Linked DNA regions of Homo sapiens: region 2 is linked to region 1. The links are chromatin loops, found by intact Hi-C in ENCODE. Cell type or tissue: MCF 10A. All regions are shown on one strand. Links, peaks and the distances in the headings refer to the core of each region. The heading gives the core; the rest is flanking DNA. Region 1 holds the start of BBOX1 (gamma-butyrobetaine hydroxylase 1). Region 2 overlaps BBOX1 (gamma-butyrobetaine hydroxylase 1).

Region 1 (9,125 bases), core at 350-8,349:
TAAAGTTCATGTGGAACCAAAAAAGAGCCCACATAGCCAAGACAATCCTAAGCAAAAAGACAAAGCTGGAGGCATCATGCTACCTGACTTCAGACTATACTACAAGGCCACAGTAACCAAAACAGCATGGTACTGGTGCAAAAACAGATAGACCAATGGAACAAAACAGAGGCCTCAGAAATAATGCCATACATCTATAACCATCTGATCTTTGACAAACCTGACAAAAACAAGCAATGGGGAAAGGATTTCCTATTTAATAAATGGTGTTGGGAAAACTGGCTAGCCATATGTAGAAAGCTGAAACTGGATCCATTCCTTACACCTTATCCAAAAATTAACTAAAGATGGATTAAAGACTTAAACGCAAGACCTAAAACCATAAAAACCCTAGAAGAAAACCTAGGCAATATCATTCAGGACATAAGCATGGGCAAAGACTTCATGACTAAAACACCAAAAGCAAGGGCAACAAAAGCCCAAATTGACAAACTGGATCTAATTAAACTAAAGAGCTTCTGCACAGCAGAACTATCATCAGAGTGAATAGACAACCTACCGAATGGGAGAAAATTTTTGCAATCTATCCATCTGACAAAGGTCTAATATCCAGAATCTACAAAGAACTTCAACAAATTTACAAGAAAAAAAAACCCATCAAAAATGGGCAAAAGATATGAACAGACACTTCTCAAAAGAAGACATTTATGCAGCCAACAAACATATGAAGAAAAGCTCATCGTCACTAGTCATTAGACAAATGCAAATCAAAACCACAATGAGATACCATCTCATGTCAGTTAGAATGGTGATCATTAAAAAGTCAGGAAACAACAGATGCTAGAGAGGATGTGGAGAAATAGGAACACTTTTACACTGTTGGTGGGAATATAAAGTAGTTCAAACATTGTGGAAGACAGTGTGGCAATTCCTCAAGGATCTAGAACCAGGAATACCATTTGACCCAGCAATCCCATTACTGCGTATACACCCAAAGGATTATAAATCATTCTACTATAAAGACACGTGCACATGTATGTTTATTACAGCACTGTTCACAATGGCAAAGACTTGGAACCAACTCAAATGCTCATCAATGATAGACTGGATAAAGAAAATGTGGCATATATACACCATGGAATACTATGCAGCCATAAAAAAGGATGAGTTCATGTCCTCCGCAGGGACATGGAGGAAGCTGGAAGCCATCATTCTCAGCAAACTATCACAAGAACAGAAGACCAAATACTGCATGTTCTCACTCATAAGTGGGACTTGAACAATGAGAACACATGGACACAGGGAGGGGAACATCACATACCAGGGCCTGTGGCGGGGTAGGGGGCTAGGGGAGGGATACCATTAGGAGAAATGCTAGGGCAATTAGTCAAGAGAAAGAAATAAAGGGTATTCAATGTAGATGACGCGTTGATAGGTGCAGCAAACCACCATGGCATGTGTATACCTGCACATTCTGCACGTGTACCCCAAACCTGCACATTCTGCACATGTACCCCAAACGTGCACATTCTGCACATGTACCCCAGCACTTAAAAGTATAACTTAAAAAAAATTAGGACAGGGTGTGGTGGCTCATGCCTGTAATCCCAGCACTTTGGGAGGCTGAGGTGGGTGGATCACGAGGTCAGGAAATCGAGACCACCTTGGCTAACACGGTGAAACCCCGTCTCTACTAAAAATACAAAAAGTTAGCCGGGCGTGGTGGCGGGCGCCTGTAGTCCCAGCTACTCAGGAGGCTGAGGCAGGAGAATGGCGTGAACCCGGGAGGCGGAGCTTGCAGTGAGCCGAGATCGCGCCACTGCACTCCAGCCTGGGCGACAGAGTGAGACTCCGTCTCAAAAAAAAAATAAATAAATAAAAATAAAAAATTAGTAGCTAAATCTCAAGATTGTTGTGTGTTAATTAACCTCACCATCTGGCATTTCAGCTTTGGAGAGAAAGGGCAAGAAGTTTTCTAGACATTACACCATGAAGGCTTAACTACATTGTTATTATTTTATATTTTAACCTTTAAATAACAAAATCAATTAATTTTTACTTGGTAAGGTGGAGGTTGACCAGACAATATTTGTAGTGCCTGCAGTTTGACATCATTTGAGTACATACATACTCTACTCAAGACACCTGCTACCTAAGGTTCTTCAACTTGAAATCTTTTTAAAATTATAAAATGGTTATTATTATTATTTTTAAACTTGGTTTAATAAGTGGCTGAGATACTTAACAATTTGTGAATATATTCTCATGTGAATAATGAATTCTATAAAGCAATTAGAAGCCAGGTACAGTGGCCTGTAATCCCAGCACTTTGGGAGGCCGGAGCAGAAGGATTGTTTGAGGCCAGGAATTTGAGACCAGCCTGGACAATATAGTGAGACCCCCATATCTACAAAAGAAAATTAGGCAGGCATGGTGGTGCATACACATACTCTGAGTTACTTGGGAGGTTAAGACAGGAGAATCGCTTGAACCCAAGAGTTTGAGATTACAGTGGGCTGTGATTGCATCACTGCATTCCAGCCTGGATGACAGAGCAAGACCCCATCTCAGCAACAATAACAACAAAAATAATGCCATTAGAAAAACCAGTGCATTCTCTAAAATAGGTTCACAATTCTGCCTGTCTTGCTTAAGGCATTAAATTTCATGCAAACACTTCATTTGTAAATTATACAAAGGAAAACTTTAGCTTCACTTTAGTGGAATCACCATTTTCAGATTGGAAATCAAATTATCAAGGCTTTGTTTTCTGATGTAATGCAAAGTACTGGGTTTAGATTTTAGGAAAATTTCTAAATTATTTAAACCAGAACATATATTCATTATGAGAAACCTTACGTTTTTAATCAAATCCATACCTGTAATATACCTTCTTGAGCTTCGTTAAGGGAACAAAACAATTGAAGATGTGCATAGTGGCTTTAATTGGCCAGCATTTTAAAGAGGCATGTTATAGTCAGCTTTTTGAGCTTAACAAAGAGCTAGGGTATCATATGCAGTCACCATTCTTTGGGATGGGTTGTGGATTATTCAGGGAACATTTTGAAAATCCAACCAGAATCCTCCTTGCCCCATCCCCAGTCTCTTTTTAGACAGCGTTCTCTCTGTCTCTTCTGTTTACTTTCTGGATCAGCTTAGGGATTATAAAGTAATTTGACTATCAGACTAAGCCAAACATAATTGGGAAAGAGAAGCTGCCAAGAAGCAATCAGATCCACTGCATTCCAAAACCAAGCCTATTCTAAATGCTTGATGGACCATCCCCAGCACAGCCCACATGACTGTGAGCTACATGTGAATGGAGTTCTAATTGGATGCTCCCCACCACCTCAGTCCACAGACTTGAATTCACAAACCCTTGCAATAAGGAGAAAAGGAAGATGAGCTCAATCATACCTGTTCTCAGATATGCTTTACACAGCAAACCACCCAAAACTTACCAAGTAAAGAAACTGTCAGCTTTGGTCCTTAGATCCTTTGGAGAGGGAGCATTCTGGTGCCCGTCACATCCCAGGAATGATCTGTCCCCAGTTTCCAATCTGATGTGGTACTTTTTCTTGGAAGCCTTTTTGCTCCTGGCAGTTTCACTGTGGCCCTGCCCCCAGACACAGCTGAGGTTTGTAAATGAGGAAGGATGTCTCAATCTGAAGGTGTAGCAACTACTGAAGGGAGCTTGGAGGTTTTTTGTCTTTGTTTTTTTGTGCTGTGTTTTTTTTAAAAAAAAAAAAAAAAAAGAAAGAAAAGAGGCTTTATGGCCTAGAGGGGAAGCAGTTAGCAAGAGAAAATACTTTGAGTACTGTTGGTTCCCAAAACCACAAAACCCCAGGACTCAATGCAAAGCATTGCCTCAGTTTGGAATCTTTCTTGATAGAAGGAAAAGCAGTTCTCACCTGTCTTACCTTCTATTTCTGTACCAGCAGTGGCAACAGCAGCAAGTGAACAAGCAGTTCACTTCTTTCCCACCTGTTCAGAGTGACAGCTCATTTATTGCACAACTCACTTAGGGCAGAGGCATTGAGATGGGCATTTAACAGGGAGGAGCTACCAGCGCTCACCCTAGCAGAGGTGAAGTGGTATCTACTTGTCAACAGAGTATTCCAATATGAGCCTCTTTAAAGGGAGCTTGAGTAGTTATCAGGGACTGGTAGAAAGACAGGGATTGGTCCCCTAAGCTTGATGCCCTCCTTTCTCTGCAATTTTGGCTGGAATAGGAAGTAGTTTCCAGAGAGCTTGGGGCTGTTTTTGAAGGTACTTGGTTGCCCAGTGATTTGATTCACAACACACAGCCCTTAGGGCAACAAAAGGGAAAGGCCAGAATAGGCAGCATGCCAGCATTCAGAGCCTGACTGCCAGGCATACTCTTGGAGAGTGCCCAGTGTGGGGGAGACCCTGTTGGACTGGTCTCAGGTCCTAGGTCCTAACAGAGTCTAGATTACATTAAAAGAAAGTCTACAGGTGGAAACTAAGGTCCAGGAGAGAGACGCTTGAGTCATCTGCCCTCCTCCCACCTAACACCCTCTTCCTAGGCAGATGTAGAAGCAGCCTGCAACTTGTTGCTTCTTGCCCGAAGGATTCGCAGGGCTGTGAGTGAGACTCAGTCAAAAAAGAACAAGAGGTAGCCACACAGAGAGAAAATGCAGCCCAACTGTCTGGTGGCCTCCTTTATGGGAAATCTCCCCTTCCAGAATGTCAGCATCCCCTCCCTAAACGATGTTTTTTCAGATCCTTTAACAATAAAATTTAAACTGTTTCCCTGCATCTGAAGAAAGGAACCTCTTTTCCACTTTCCTCCTTTCTTCCCCCAAGTCTCCAGGTCAAATTACTGACACCCACTGGCCAGTGAAAACAACAGCAGGTTTTGTTTTCCATGTATGAGAGGAGGGTGTGTATATGTGGGTGCCGTCATAAATGTGACCAGCATCTTAAACCCACGGTAACTGAAGTTATAAGTATGCCAAAAGCAATCAGATAATTATATTTTAATAATTCATGACATCACAGAAATATACACAATGAATTTTTCCTTTACACTTTGTACTTTAGTAACAATTACTGGAATAAATTAGGTAAATTCTGTTTCAGCTTTAAGAAAGTTGCTGACAAGAATGTGCCAGATATAAATAGTTTCTAATGGAATGATTAAATAGAACAAACAATAAATAAACCGACAAGTAAATCTGTTAATAAAGTTTAAAGACTTGCACATAAAGAATTGATTCTCAGAAACAGGTAAATAATCAAAACTCTGCTCTCCACTGTAAGAAGCTTCTTAAATGAACATGGGAGTGCAGCTATCTCTTTGACATACTTATTCTATATCCTCTGGATATATATCCAGAGGTAGGATTGCAGGATTATATGAGAGCTCTATTTTCAATTTTCTGAGGAACCACCATACTGTTTTCCATAACGGTTGTACCAATTTACATTTCCAGCAACAGTGTATGTATTATTCTATTCTCACACTGCTATAAAGACATACCTGACTGGGTAATTTATCAAGTTTACTGACTCATCGTTCTGCATGTCTGGGGAGGCCTCAGGAAACTTACAATCATGGAAGAAGGCAAGAGAGAAGCAAAGGCACATCTTACATGGTGGCAGGCAAGAGAGAGCAAATGAATGAAGGAAGAGCCCCTTATAAAAGCATCACATCTCGTGAGAACTCACTCACTATGACAAGAACAGTATGGGGGAAACCACTCCCATGATCCAATCACCCACCACCAGATCCTTCCCTTGACATGTGGGGATTATGGGGATTACAATTTGAGATGAGATTTGGGTGGGGACACAGAGCCAAACCATATTAGTATACAAAGATTCCTTTTTCTCTACATTCTCTTCAATACTCATCTGTTGTCTTTTTGATGAAAGCCATTCCAACAGTGTAAGGTAGTTTCTCATTGTAGTTTGCGTTTTAATTTACATTTCCATGATGATTAGTGATTTGACCATTTTTTTTTATATATCTGTTGGACATTTGTATGTCTTCTTTTGAGAAATGTCTATTCAGATACTTTGTCTATTTTTTAATCAGATTTTTTTTCTATTGAGTTGTTTGCTGTTGAGTGTTTCTTATATATTTTGGATACTCCTTGTCAGATGGATAGTTTACAAATATTTTTTCCCATTCCATAGATTATCTTTTTACCCTGTTGACTGTTGCTTTGGTTGTGCAAAAGCTTTTTGTTTTGATGCCACCTCATTTATTTGTACTTTTGTTGCCTGTGTTTGGGGTCATATACAAAAAACCACTGCCTAGACCAATGTCATTACAGCATTGTTCACAATAATCAATAAGGGGAATCAACCTGGGCTCATCGATCGATGAATGGATAAAGAAAATATATTATGTGTGTGTCTCTGTGTGTGTGTGTGTGTGTGTTTGTGTGTATGTAATGGAATTCTATTCAGCCCTGAAAAAGAAGGAAATCTTATCATTTGTGACAACATGGATGAGCTTGCAAGACACGTACTAAGTGAATTAAGGCAGGCACAGAAATATGAGCACTGCATGATTTCACTTAGAAGTGGCAACTAAAAAAGTCAAACTCATAGAAGCATAGAGTAGTATGGTGGTTGTCAGGGCATGAGAGTGAGGACAGGGGAGTGGCTAGATGATGGCCAAAAGGTACAAAAATTTAGTCATATAGGATTAATAAGTTCAGGAGACCTACTGTGCTACAGTTAGTAATAATATCTCATATACTTGAAAATGGCTAAGAGGCTAGATAGTAAATGTCCTCACAACATAGAATGATAAGTATATGAGGTGATGGATATGTTAATTAGCTTGATTTCATGATTTCACAGTATATACATACATTAAAACATCAAGTTGTACACCATAAATGTATATAATTTTTACCTGCCAACTATACCTTAATTTTTTTTACTTTAAGTTCAAGGTTACAGATGCAGCTTTGTTATATAGGTAAACTCATGTCATGGGGGTTTGTTGTACAGATTATTTTGTTACTCAGGTATTAGATCTAATACCCATTAGTTATTTTTCCTGATCCCCTCTCTCCTCCCATTCTCTACCTTGCAATAGGATGCAGTGCCTGTTGTTCTCTTCTGTGTATCCATGTGTTCTCATCTTTTAACCCTCATTTATAAGTGAGAACATGCAATATTCGGTTTTCTATCCTGTATCAGTTTGCTAAGGGTAATGGCCTCCAGCTCCAGCCATGTCCCTGCAAAGAATATGATCTCATCCTTTTTTATGGCTGCATAGTATCCCATGGTGTATATGTATCACATTTTCTTTATCCAGTCTACCATTGATGGGCATTTCGGTTGATTCCATGTCTTTTCTATGTGAATAGTGCTGCAATGAACATATGCTTGCATTTGTCTTTATGATAGAATTATTCCTTTGGGTATATACTCAGTAATGAGATTGCTGAGTTGAATGGCATTTCTGTTTTGAGGTCTTTAAGGAATCACCAAACTGTTTTGCACTATGGTTGAACTAATTTACACTCCCACCAACAGTACATAAGCATTCCTTTTTCTCCGTAACCTCACCAGCATCTGTTTTTTTTTTTTTTTTAACTTTTTAACAATAGCCATTCTGACTGGATGTGAAATGATATCTCATTGTGGTTTTGATTTGCATTTCTCTAATGATCAGTGATGTTGAGCTTTTTTTCATATGCTTTTTGGCTGCATGTATGTCTTCTTATGAAAAGTGTTCATGTCATTTGCCTACTTTTTAATGTAGTTTGCTTTTTCTTATAAATTTGCTTAAGTTTTCTTATGGAAGCTGGGTATTAGACCTTTGTCAGATGCATAGTTTGCAAATATTTTCTCTCATTTGTATAGGTTGTCTGTTTACTCTGTTAATAGTTTCTATTGCTGTCCAGAAGCTTTTTAGTTTAATTAGATCCCATTTGTAATTTTTGCTTTCGTTGTAATTGCTTTTGGCATCTTCAGCATGAAATCTTTGCCCATTCCTATGTTCAGAATGGTATTGCCTAGGTTGTCTTCCAGGGTTTTTATAGTCTTGAGTTTTAAATTTTTGTCTTTAATCTTGAGTTAATTTTTGTATAAGGTGTAAAGAAGGCATCCATTTTCAATCTTGTGCTTATGACTAGCTAGTTATCCCAGCACTATTTATTGAATAGGGAGACCTTTTCCTATTGTTTCCAATCTTCTGCTTATGGCTAGCTAGTTATCCCAGCACCATTTATTGAATAGGGAATCCTTTTCCTATTGCTTATTTTTGTCAGCTTTGTTGAAGATCAGCTAGTTGTAGGTGTACCACTTTATTTCTGGGCTTTTATTCTGTTCCACTGGTCTATTTGTCTGTTTTTGTACTGGTACCATGCTGTTTTGGTTACTGCTGCCCTATAGTATAGTTTAAAGTTGTGTAGCATGATGCCTCCAGCTTTGGAGAAGAGGGAGTTCCTTCTCCTCAATTCTTCTTGCTTAGGATATTCGTGGCTGTTAGGGCTGTTTTTTGGTTCATATGAATTTTAAAGTATTTTCTATAGTTCTGTGAAGAATGCCATTAATAGTTTGATAGGCACAGCACTGAATCTATTAATTGCTTTGGACATTATGGCTATCTTAATGACATTTATTGTTTTTCTTCATGAGCATGGAATGTTTTTTCATTTGTTTCATCTCTGATTTCTTTGAGCAGTGTTTTGTAGTTCTCCTTGCAGATATCTTTTAGCTGTATTCATAGGTATTTTTTTCTTTTTGTGGCAATTGTGAATAGAATCGAGTTTCTGATTTGGCTCTCAGCTTGACTGTTGTTGATGTATAGGAGTGCTAGTGATTTTGGTATACTGATTATTTTTATCCTGAGATTTTGCTGAAGTTATTTATCAGCTTAAAGAGCTTTTGGGCTGAGACTATGAAGTTTTCTAGATATAAGATTATGTTGTCTGCAAAAAGGATAGTTTGACTTCTTCTCTTTCTGTATAGATACCTTTATTTCTTTCTGTTGCCTGATTGCCCTGGCCAGGATTTCCAGTACTATGAATAGGAGTGGTGAGAGAGGGCACACACGTCTTATGCCAGATTTCAAGGGAAATGTTTCCAAATTTGCCTATTCAATATGATGTTGGCTGTGGTTTTCATAGATGGCT
Region 2 (9,125 bases), core at 308-8,307, 84 kb before region 1:
TGGAGGAAGCTGGGACCAGCAGGGAAAGCTGTCCAGAGATTTGCAGACATCGTGTTATTCATAAGTAGTACCTGTCTCTTGGTTTTACCTTGTCCAGTTGTTAGTCAAAAACAAGAAATGAGGAGATCTGATTCGTAGACACATGGAAGCAATGCTGACAGCGGTTGGGAGTATTTATTTGGGACAAGATAAAATTAGACGAGGCTGAGTGCAGTGGCTCACTCCTGTAAGCCCAGCACTTTGGGAGGTTGAGGCCGGTGGATCACCTGAGGTCAAGAGTTTGAGATCAGCCAGGCCAACATGGTGAAATCCTGTCTCTACTAAAAACACAAAAAATTCGCTGGGTGCGGTGGCAGGCACCTGTAATCCCAGCTACCCAGGAGGCTTAGGCAGGAGAGTTGCTTCAACCCCGGAGGTGGAGGTTGCAGTGATCTGAGATAGCGCCATTGCACTCCAGCCTTGGCAACAAGAGTGAAACTCTGTCTAAAAAAAAAAAAAAAAAAAAAAAAAGTGAGACTAGATTTTCTCTTTATTAATCATGCTTTGTTTAGATGTCATAATTTAGGTAGTAAAAGAAAATGTTGGAATCACTAAATTGGCAAGGTCTGGAAATTTGGATAAAAGAATTCTATAATAAAAGTGCATAAAACAGATCTTTGGAAATATAAAACCTTTTCCAAGCATGCTAAAGATGGTCGTGTGCAGTCTTGGAAAATGAGATCCTATAGGCAACAGGGTAGAAGCATGTTTTGAGACAAGTTTTATTTGAAACAAAAGGCTTATTTGAAGAAATTTTCATTTGCTACAAAAACTATTTGTAGACATTCTGGAGATACTCATATATGGGCAAAAGAAATTAGAGCAGGCATGCAACAGAGCAGAAAGGATGCTTTATTTGCAAAAGAGTGGTGAAACATCTAAAAAGTTGACATTGTATATGATTACAAAGTAAAGAGTACTCTTGTGAGAGAAGTTACATGTTCATTGTTAAGGAAATTATATGTAAATCACAAAGATCATGGTCTGTGAATAATGTGCCATATCTCACAAAATATGGTCATTGGAATCTTATTAAAATTATCTACAGGTGACTTCAGTTTCCATTCTCCACCCTCTGCCTTAAGATACGAAGCCTTGACATGACCACATCCCAGTCAGCATAAGCTCCTTCTAGATGGCGGGATATCTCAGTTCCTGCTTCATAGCTACGTCGGCCATGAAGTAAGCGCCAGTTATCAAAAGTAATCACATCACCTAAAGAAAAGATTTTTTCCAATATGAATAATTGTGTGTTTAAATGACTTACAGAGCTAGAAAATGTAACATGCAAAACACAGCTGCTGCTTGGTTCACATCAAGAATCATCGCTTATTTCTTTACATGAAACTGCACATTTACTTTTCCACACAAATCAGGCCACTGGATGCAAACTGCTTTAGACCTTATGACAATTAAACTACCTAGCCTGGTAGTCTCCTGAAGGTATTTTAATCATTCTTATTTAAAATATTATCTCTGTGTAAAACATCTGTATCGTTTTGACTGATCGATACCTCATTAGAAATGTTTCTTCTGCCGGGCGCGGTGGCTCACGCCTGTAATCCCGGCACTTTGGGAGGCCGAGGTGGGCGGATCACGAGGTCAGCAGATCTAGACCATCCTGGCTAACATGGTGAAACCCTGTCTCTACTAAAAATAGAAAAAATTAGCCAGGCGTGGTGGCAGTGCCTGTAGTCCCAGATACTCAGGAGGCTGAGGCAGGAGAATGGCGTGAACCCGGGAGGCGGAGCTTGCAGTGAGCCGAGATCACGCCACTGTACTCCAGCCTGGGCGACAGAGCAAGACTCCGTCTCAAAAAAAAAAAAAAAAGAAAAAAAAGAAATGTTTCTTCTCAGTTTAACAGCTTCAGAAAATAAAAAGGATAGTGAAATTCTTAGTTTGTCTTCTGTGTGCCTAGTATTTTATGCCACATTATTTCTAAGCCTCATAAGAATCCTGAAAAGAAAGTATTCTCTCATCTTTTCACACATGAAGAAACCGAAGCTTTAAAAAATTGAGGAATTTACCCAAAACTACACTGCCATTAAATAGTCGAAGCTTGGATTCTAACTTGTATTTTTTGTATTTTTTCCCCCTATAATGTTTTCATTTTACATGTTGCCATTTTTAAAATTAACCTGCTGTGACTGCATGGCAGTGGATTTATGGAGATTCCTATTAACTTATTATACCAAAGATCAATTAAAAATATATACAAAGGAAAAGAATCTTCCATCTGGCCAAACCGACAGCAGAGAGAAATTACACCTTTTATTGTAGATGCCAAAAGCCTCAGGTTTGATGGCACTTTACTGAGTAGAGATGGTCCAGAAAAAATATAATGCTTTCTGCTTTTTTTATCTCAAGTAACTGGAATACTTTAGGTACTACTTTATTTCAGGTAGTACTGTCTCCACTAGTAAAGCCTAATGAGTAAGCATCACTTGTGTGTGTTAGAGTAAGAATCATGAGGATATTTCTATTTGTTTATCAGGATAAAATAATTAAGCATAAACCTCAATGAGGGCCACGAGTCCACTACATAAGCAAGTCAGTTGCTCACCAAGATTCTGTTGTTGGTGTTCTACATGCCATACCTGAGAAAAACTGCTCTGGATATAATTCTAGGTGGTTAAGGTTGAAGAAAATCCATGCTTTTGGTTATTTGAGAAAATGTATTCACTGACCTGGATTCATCTTGAAGGTAAACTTGGATTCTTTGCTGTTCATGAGGTCAACAAACTCCTTCAGAGCAGCATAAAAAGGCTGAACTCTTTCAACAGGCACATCAAATATTGTGTCCCTAGTTGCGTTATTGAAGTTGATGCGAACCACTTGGCCTTTATCATCTAACCTGTTTTATTAAGAGAAAAAATTAATATATAATTCATGAAATATCTATTTACATTGATAAGAGTCAATTCCTCTTCAAATATATTTTTGAAACACCATATTAAAAAATCCAAATACATGTACAGAAGATATTAAGGCTACCTGTGGTGCAATGTATTCTCTTTTTTTTCATTCATTCATTTAGATTTTTTTTCTAAATCTTACTACCTCAGTACCAGGAGAACTCAACTTAAATTAAAATAAGTATTACTGAGAGATTCAAGTTAAAAATTTTGTTATGCTTAGTTAAAGTCATTCATTCTTTGTTATTTGAAACAGGTATTAAAATCCTTTCATGTTACAAATTTATAGGTCAATTGTTCTATGTGTTTCATTTATTAAGGTTCTAAGTATGATGGTTTTATTTGAGGGTATGATGGGAAGAAAATTCTATTTTTTAAATAGTTTGAAATGCATGATTCTAATTCAATCCTTAGTTTACAGGTGGGAAAACCAAAGCATGAGAAAAGAAGGGACTAGCCTGAGGTATATTCTTTCTATCTATTTACTCATCCTACCTATCTTAGTATTGAGTCTTCCAGAAGATGGTGCTGTATCTCATTTAATGTTGTATTCCTAGCACTCAACATAGAGCCTGGACATAACAGACAGTTAATAAATGTTTGTTGCACATATCACTCTCTATATTTTTTAGTACCTTGGGAGGGCACTAAGGTTTTTATTTTTAGTAATTTGAGAGCTCTTAATGTTGTGATCTCTATTCTCTTTCTCAAAATATGGATTATGACCATGCCAATGTAAGATAATACAGCATTTAATATAAAGAAAGAAGGCCGGGCACGGTGGCTCACACCTGTAATCCCTGCCTCCCTTGGGAGGCCAAGGTGGGCGAGGCAGTTGAGGTCAGGAGCTCGAGGACAGCCTGGCCAACATGGCAAAACCCTGTCTCTATTAAAAGTACAGAAAAAATAAAAAGCTGGGCATGGTGGCCCATGCTTGTAATCCCAGCTACTTGGGTGTGGTGGCAGGCACCTGCTTGAACCTAGGTGGCAGAGGTTGCAGTGAGCGGAGATCGCACCACGACACTCCAGCATGGAAAACAGAATATGACTCTGTCTCAAAAAAATAAATTAATAAATAAATAAGGAAAGCACATTATTTCTTAGATTTGAGCTTTGGTGGTTATAATTAGCAAGACATGAACATCACCCAGATACAGAGGCAAAAAGAGGAAACTCTTTTGTAGCTTATTGGGAAGGTGGACCTTCAGACGATCTTAAAGTGTCAGTCAACTTTATCTTTTCTTTAGGTAGAAACAGGATGAATGCATGCAAACTGAAGGTGACCAAGGATGGTGGCAAAGTACCTAGGATTACTCCTGGGAGCAGCATCCTAGAAGGACAAGTGCAGGAAGTGCTAATGAGAGCCAACAACTGACCAGGGCCAAGGCTTGGTCGGTCAGACCAAACACACATACACCTGGGTTTGGTGACCCTGGTTTGGGGTCTGGGTTACATTTAGTGAATATTATCAACAAATGGGGAAAGATGCCATTGACAGTGAAGTACAAATTGTGATGATCAGGGCCCCTTGTGCATGGTGGCTCTGAGCCAAACGGCAATTGTAATGGTAAACTCAACAGTTGGTGATTAGCACCAATTCTTTGCTTATTGGGTAAGGCCTTAAAACTACCTATTGAACCCACACTGGGAAAGAAGTAAAAGGAAGGAACAGGCTTTCAAAAAGGCTCTTAGACTCTTAAAACATAGATTTGCATGTATTAATAACAATACAAATGTGACTCACTAGGTAATGGAGTACCCTACCTGCTTCCACATGCTTTCACATAAATCAAGAATTCTGAGCCTTTTGGATACAGCTTTATGTACAAAGAATCAGATGGAAGGGAAGTCAGTAGAAAAGACTGTGTACCTCTAGGATTTAGTGGTACAGAGACTACACGACCTTTCAATTACCCCCTTAGAGTTCATGCTGCTGGTTTCAGACCTCTGTCACAGTGTCTGAGGCCATTTGCCTTTTGATATTAACTGCAAGATTCTAGCCCTACTGCTTCTGACCCACTTTCCTCTTTTTTTTTCTTGTTATGTGTTCTGTACATATAACATTATCCTCTGTGTCATCCGCCAAGGGATGTCATGACTTTGGAACTTCTGGGGGGGTCGTCTGTTTCAGTCACCCTCAAGATCTGCTTTACTTTTCTTCCACTATTACCATAGCTCCTTGATTTGAATGGTTATGCTAATTATGAGCTAACTATTCTAGAGTCCTTGGGTATATCCTCATGTATCAGTGAAATGAACTTTGTGATTAATAAATGTAATGAAAATCAGAATTGGATGCCTCATGGTATACTAGATTAGGCTTTCATTTTTAAGAGTTCACCTATATAGAAAAGTAATCAACTTTTTGTGTGTGTTATAGTGTAACACAGTCCCTGCTTTCTTTTACCTACTGTTTATCTGAGAAAACAAGACACAAATGTATTATTTAGCATTCTCAGCAATAATAGGGGAATGGAAAGCAAATTTTGTTGTAAGATATAGAGGGGACATTATTCTGAGGATTGAAGAATGTTAGAGGAGATGGGTAGCTGGTACCTTGAAGACCAACCTAAAATGAAAAATTGAAGGTTAGCAAGAAATTTGATGCCTTATAACAGAACAGCAGGGTCTAATGTAAGTTTGCATGCTGAGGAAAGGTAAAAAGCCACAAAAGATGGGAGTAACTGGCTATACATTCGCTATACATAAAGGACAAATTAATTAAACTTAAACCAACAACATAGTGGCAGTGAACCAGCAAAAGCAAAACATTATCAATGATGCCAACAACAACAAAAAAAAAACCAAAGAAAGGACTTTTAAAATGATCTTCCACAGTTTGTGTTGTGAATACTCCTCATTAGTGACAGCATTATGTCTCATTGATAGATACAATGTTTTATGGAACTTGTTGTATTTGTTGTGGGAATACTACTACAGTGTTGTCTACCATGTCATAATTTATGAGGATCTGCAGGAAAAATTTATTTCGGACTTCGAAAGCATCTTGTCTTATAACTGATTATAGTCTCTGTTTGCTTTGGTTTCTAGAAATTCAGACCTGAAATAGAAATCTCCCCCCAGTAAGTGTGTTGGACTTCATGCATATTATAACTAGCTAAAATGTATTCTGCATTTTCTAAACTAGGCACAATAGTAGGGGCTTCCATATATTAACTCTGCAATTCCTACTTCAATCATGTGTGGCAGTATTTTTTGTTTTCGTTTTTTTAACTGGAAAATATACTGTGGATCAGCAAGGGTAAATAATCACATGAGAGATTACACAGCTGGCAAGTAAAAGACTTGAATTTACGTGATTGAATGTGTAGTTGATAGGATAGCTGAGTCTCACCGTCATTAATTTTGCTTGTTTCTTTATTGATTTATTTTTCTTTGTACTGAATTATAAGTAATTCAGTCAGCAGCATAAAAGACATTTTTGTACTAGGACATAAAAATTTAAGGATTTAACCACAAAGAAAATTAAATTAACCCAAACACTTAGGAGATGGAGGCCCTCTGTTAACTGAGAACGCTCTGTTTCATTTCCTGTTGTTGAAAATATACTTTTAAGTGAATTAATGTTAACCACTTGATATTTATTCTCTAGGGGCTATTCCTGAGACCTCACACATGGCCAAATTTTGAAATTTTACTACAGAAAATATCAAAGCCAAGTCATGAGCCACATGGTGGACATTCAGTTAATCTTATCTATAGCTATGTTTCTTGCCTCTGTTCACTAGCCTTGCAGAATCTGTAATCGTATTGTGTCTTAACAAAATTTTGATTTGTCATGAATTTTTAAGTTAATATTTGACTAGTTAAAACTGTCACATTATAACTAAGGGTCTCAAGTTATTTCCTTTTCACCTTGATGAGTGAATTCTTAGAAAACGTCTCAGGTTTATTCTGGACTAGAATTTCATTCTTGACGTCTATCTTTTTCTCAGACACTTCCTCCAATCTTTCACGAAAACAATCTGTTTATACATGCAAAATGTAACCAAAAACTGATCCTTCTCCACACCACCACTGCTGTCACTCTAGCCACTCATGTTCAAGGCACCACCATTGCTAGCCTGGAGTCATGCAGTAGCTTCCTAGCTGGTCTTCCCGCTACTATCCTTGCTCTTTCTAGCAGTCAGGGTGACCCATTTAAAATATAACTAAATTTACATAAATATCAAAGTCTTTCCTTTGATCAGGATCTTGCAGCAACTTCTTACTTCACTCAGAGTAAATGTTACTGTTATAATTTGCTAACAAGACTCTACAGGAACTTGTCCCTACCTGACTTCCTCCCCTAATACTTGCATCCTTCACTCTGTTCCAGTCACACTGGTCTCCTTGATGTTCCTTGAACACTCCAGACATGTCCTTAGGACCCTTTTAGAACTTTTGGTCTAGCAGTTTCGGGAAACTGCTTCTCTTCTGAAAACTCCATCACTCGTTTAAGTGTTTGCTCAAATCTCAGTAAAGCTTTCCCTCACCACGCTCTTTAATAATGCAATTTCCGTCCTTGCTAAGCCCTACAGATTCCCCTTATCTTGCTATGCTCTTCCTTTTTTTCTTAAGCATTTAATAATTTTTAACTTTTATTATAATTTACTCATCTGTTTAAAAATCTTTAAAATTTCCCTTCCCCCATTAGAGTATAAGCTATATGAGGGGAGAGATCTTTGTTTTGTCCACTGATGTATTCCAAGTACCAAGAAAAGTGGCTGGCCTCAATAAATATTTGTTGAATGAATAAATGAATGTACTGGGGATTTAATTATTTTCTAAATGAGTTTATTTTCATACCATTTGGCTGTTTCTCTTAATAGAAAAATTTAAACTCAATTCTAAAATTCTAAAATTATACCCCCCTACCAAAATTAATCGAGGTATAATTAAATAAACTGTTGTAGAAACAAAATGTAAGTTAATTTGCAAATAAAAAGATGAATTTGTGGCCTTTGTAGGTACTTGGAAAAATTATAATAAAATAATATTAAATAAAAAGAAAGGGAGAATACAAAATGTTCTGTGTAGGTAATATATGATCTTTGTTGGCTTAGTATCTCTTTGGGGAGCCTCCCTGTTTCATTCTCAGTCCGTGTGATTCAGATGAGGCTGACCCTGCTCCAGAGTTGAACATGTGATCCAGGCATGGACAATCAGAATTCTCTAACCCACTGGCCATGATGATTGATTCAGGGATAGACTTGGACAGAAATTAGGGATTGAGTCATCTAGCTTTATTGGGAAGTAAAAGCATTGTTTGTGGTGTGATTACTAGCTGTAAGGAAAATGAAATCTTGGAGCTTCTGCTGATCATCTTTGAAAAATAAAGCTAACATAGAAGATGGCAAAGCTAAGAAGAAAAAAGAGACCAATATCACATGACATTGTTTAACTCTTGGGATCAACCTATTTTGAGTTATATTCTTTCACTTCTGGCCAAAAGCCTTCTAACTAGTATAATCACATTGATTATAGCTATGTAGAACTTATATTCTAAAAATGAAGTATACGTGAAATCTTAGTTACTTTTCCTCTAATACTGATTAGGGATAAATTTTATGTAATTTAATAAAAACTTTTATGGTGAAAATACTATCACTCTAAAATTGGGTGAAATGTTAATAAAAATAAAGCTCTGAAGTTCGTTGAAGTTTTGTGCTGTTTAAACTTTAGATTAGTGGATCTTTTGTTGTCAATTCTTTTATTGCTATGGGAAATTTATAAATAGTACTTACTCTATAATTTTATGTTTTGATTGTACAGAAAAATCACAGTAATCCACTCCAATGTCTGTAAAGTCCACAAAGGTAGAGGACAAAATCTGGAATGCCTGAGGATTATTTTTCTTTAGTTTTTGGCACACATTAAACCCATCTACAATTTCTGAATCACCCCCTGTGACTGTTTGCTTTATGCAGTGAAGAAGCTGAACCTATAAAAAGAAAATATGCATTATTAAATAAATATTAAATTACATTTTAATTATTAGAATTAATCTTCAATAAAATAAATAATAAAATAAAATAATATACATGCACCATTTTTTGATACTGTGTTAAAGATTCAAAAAGCTATGAATGAACCAAAGCCAATAAACTTTTTTTTTTGTCTTTCTTATGTCATCAGAAAAGAGTTGGGAAGAAAAAAGTTGCTTATAAT

The links. A loop is a pair of places that touch in the nucleus more often than their neighbours do. Peaks named below come from ENCODE experiments on the same cell type or tissue, not always from the same donor. Only the 100,000 strongest peaks of a DNase experiment are listed, where the experiment ranks them.
Region 2: a loop joins it to region 1, with 5 times the contacts of the local background. A loop is called at or near these places in 2 of 110 quality-filtered maps.

The regions. Positions count from the first base shown.
Region 1 is chr11:27,035,815-27,044,939 of GRCh38, reverse strand. BBOX1 (gamma-butyrobetaine hydroxylase 1) reads right to left here and starts at 4,125. Exons shown (of 9, transcript NM_003986.3): 1 at 3,912-4,125; 2 at 3,462-3,724. In MCF 10A, for the core only: a CTCF peak has its summit at 4,873 (motif pointing left); DNase peaks (open chromatin) are centred at 3,639, 4,009 and 4,449.
Region 2 is chr11:27,119,422-27,128,546 of GRCh38, reverse strand. BBOX1 (gamma-butyrobetaine hydroxylase 1) reads right to left here. Exons shown (of 9, transcript NM_003986.3): 7 at 8,702-8,898; 8 at 2,727-2,893; 9 at 738-1,254. The coding sequence ends at 1,094. The region is part of intron 3 of BBOX1-AS1 (BBOX1 antisense RNA 1); the gene reads left to right. Among named protein-coding and RNA genes, the nearest start is that of BBOX1, 83 kb to the right of the region's middle. In MCF 10A, for the core only: a CTCF peak has its summit at 3,491 (motif pointing right); no DNase peak of the experiment used is centred there.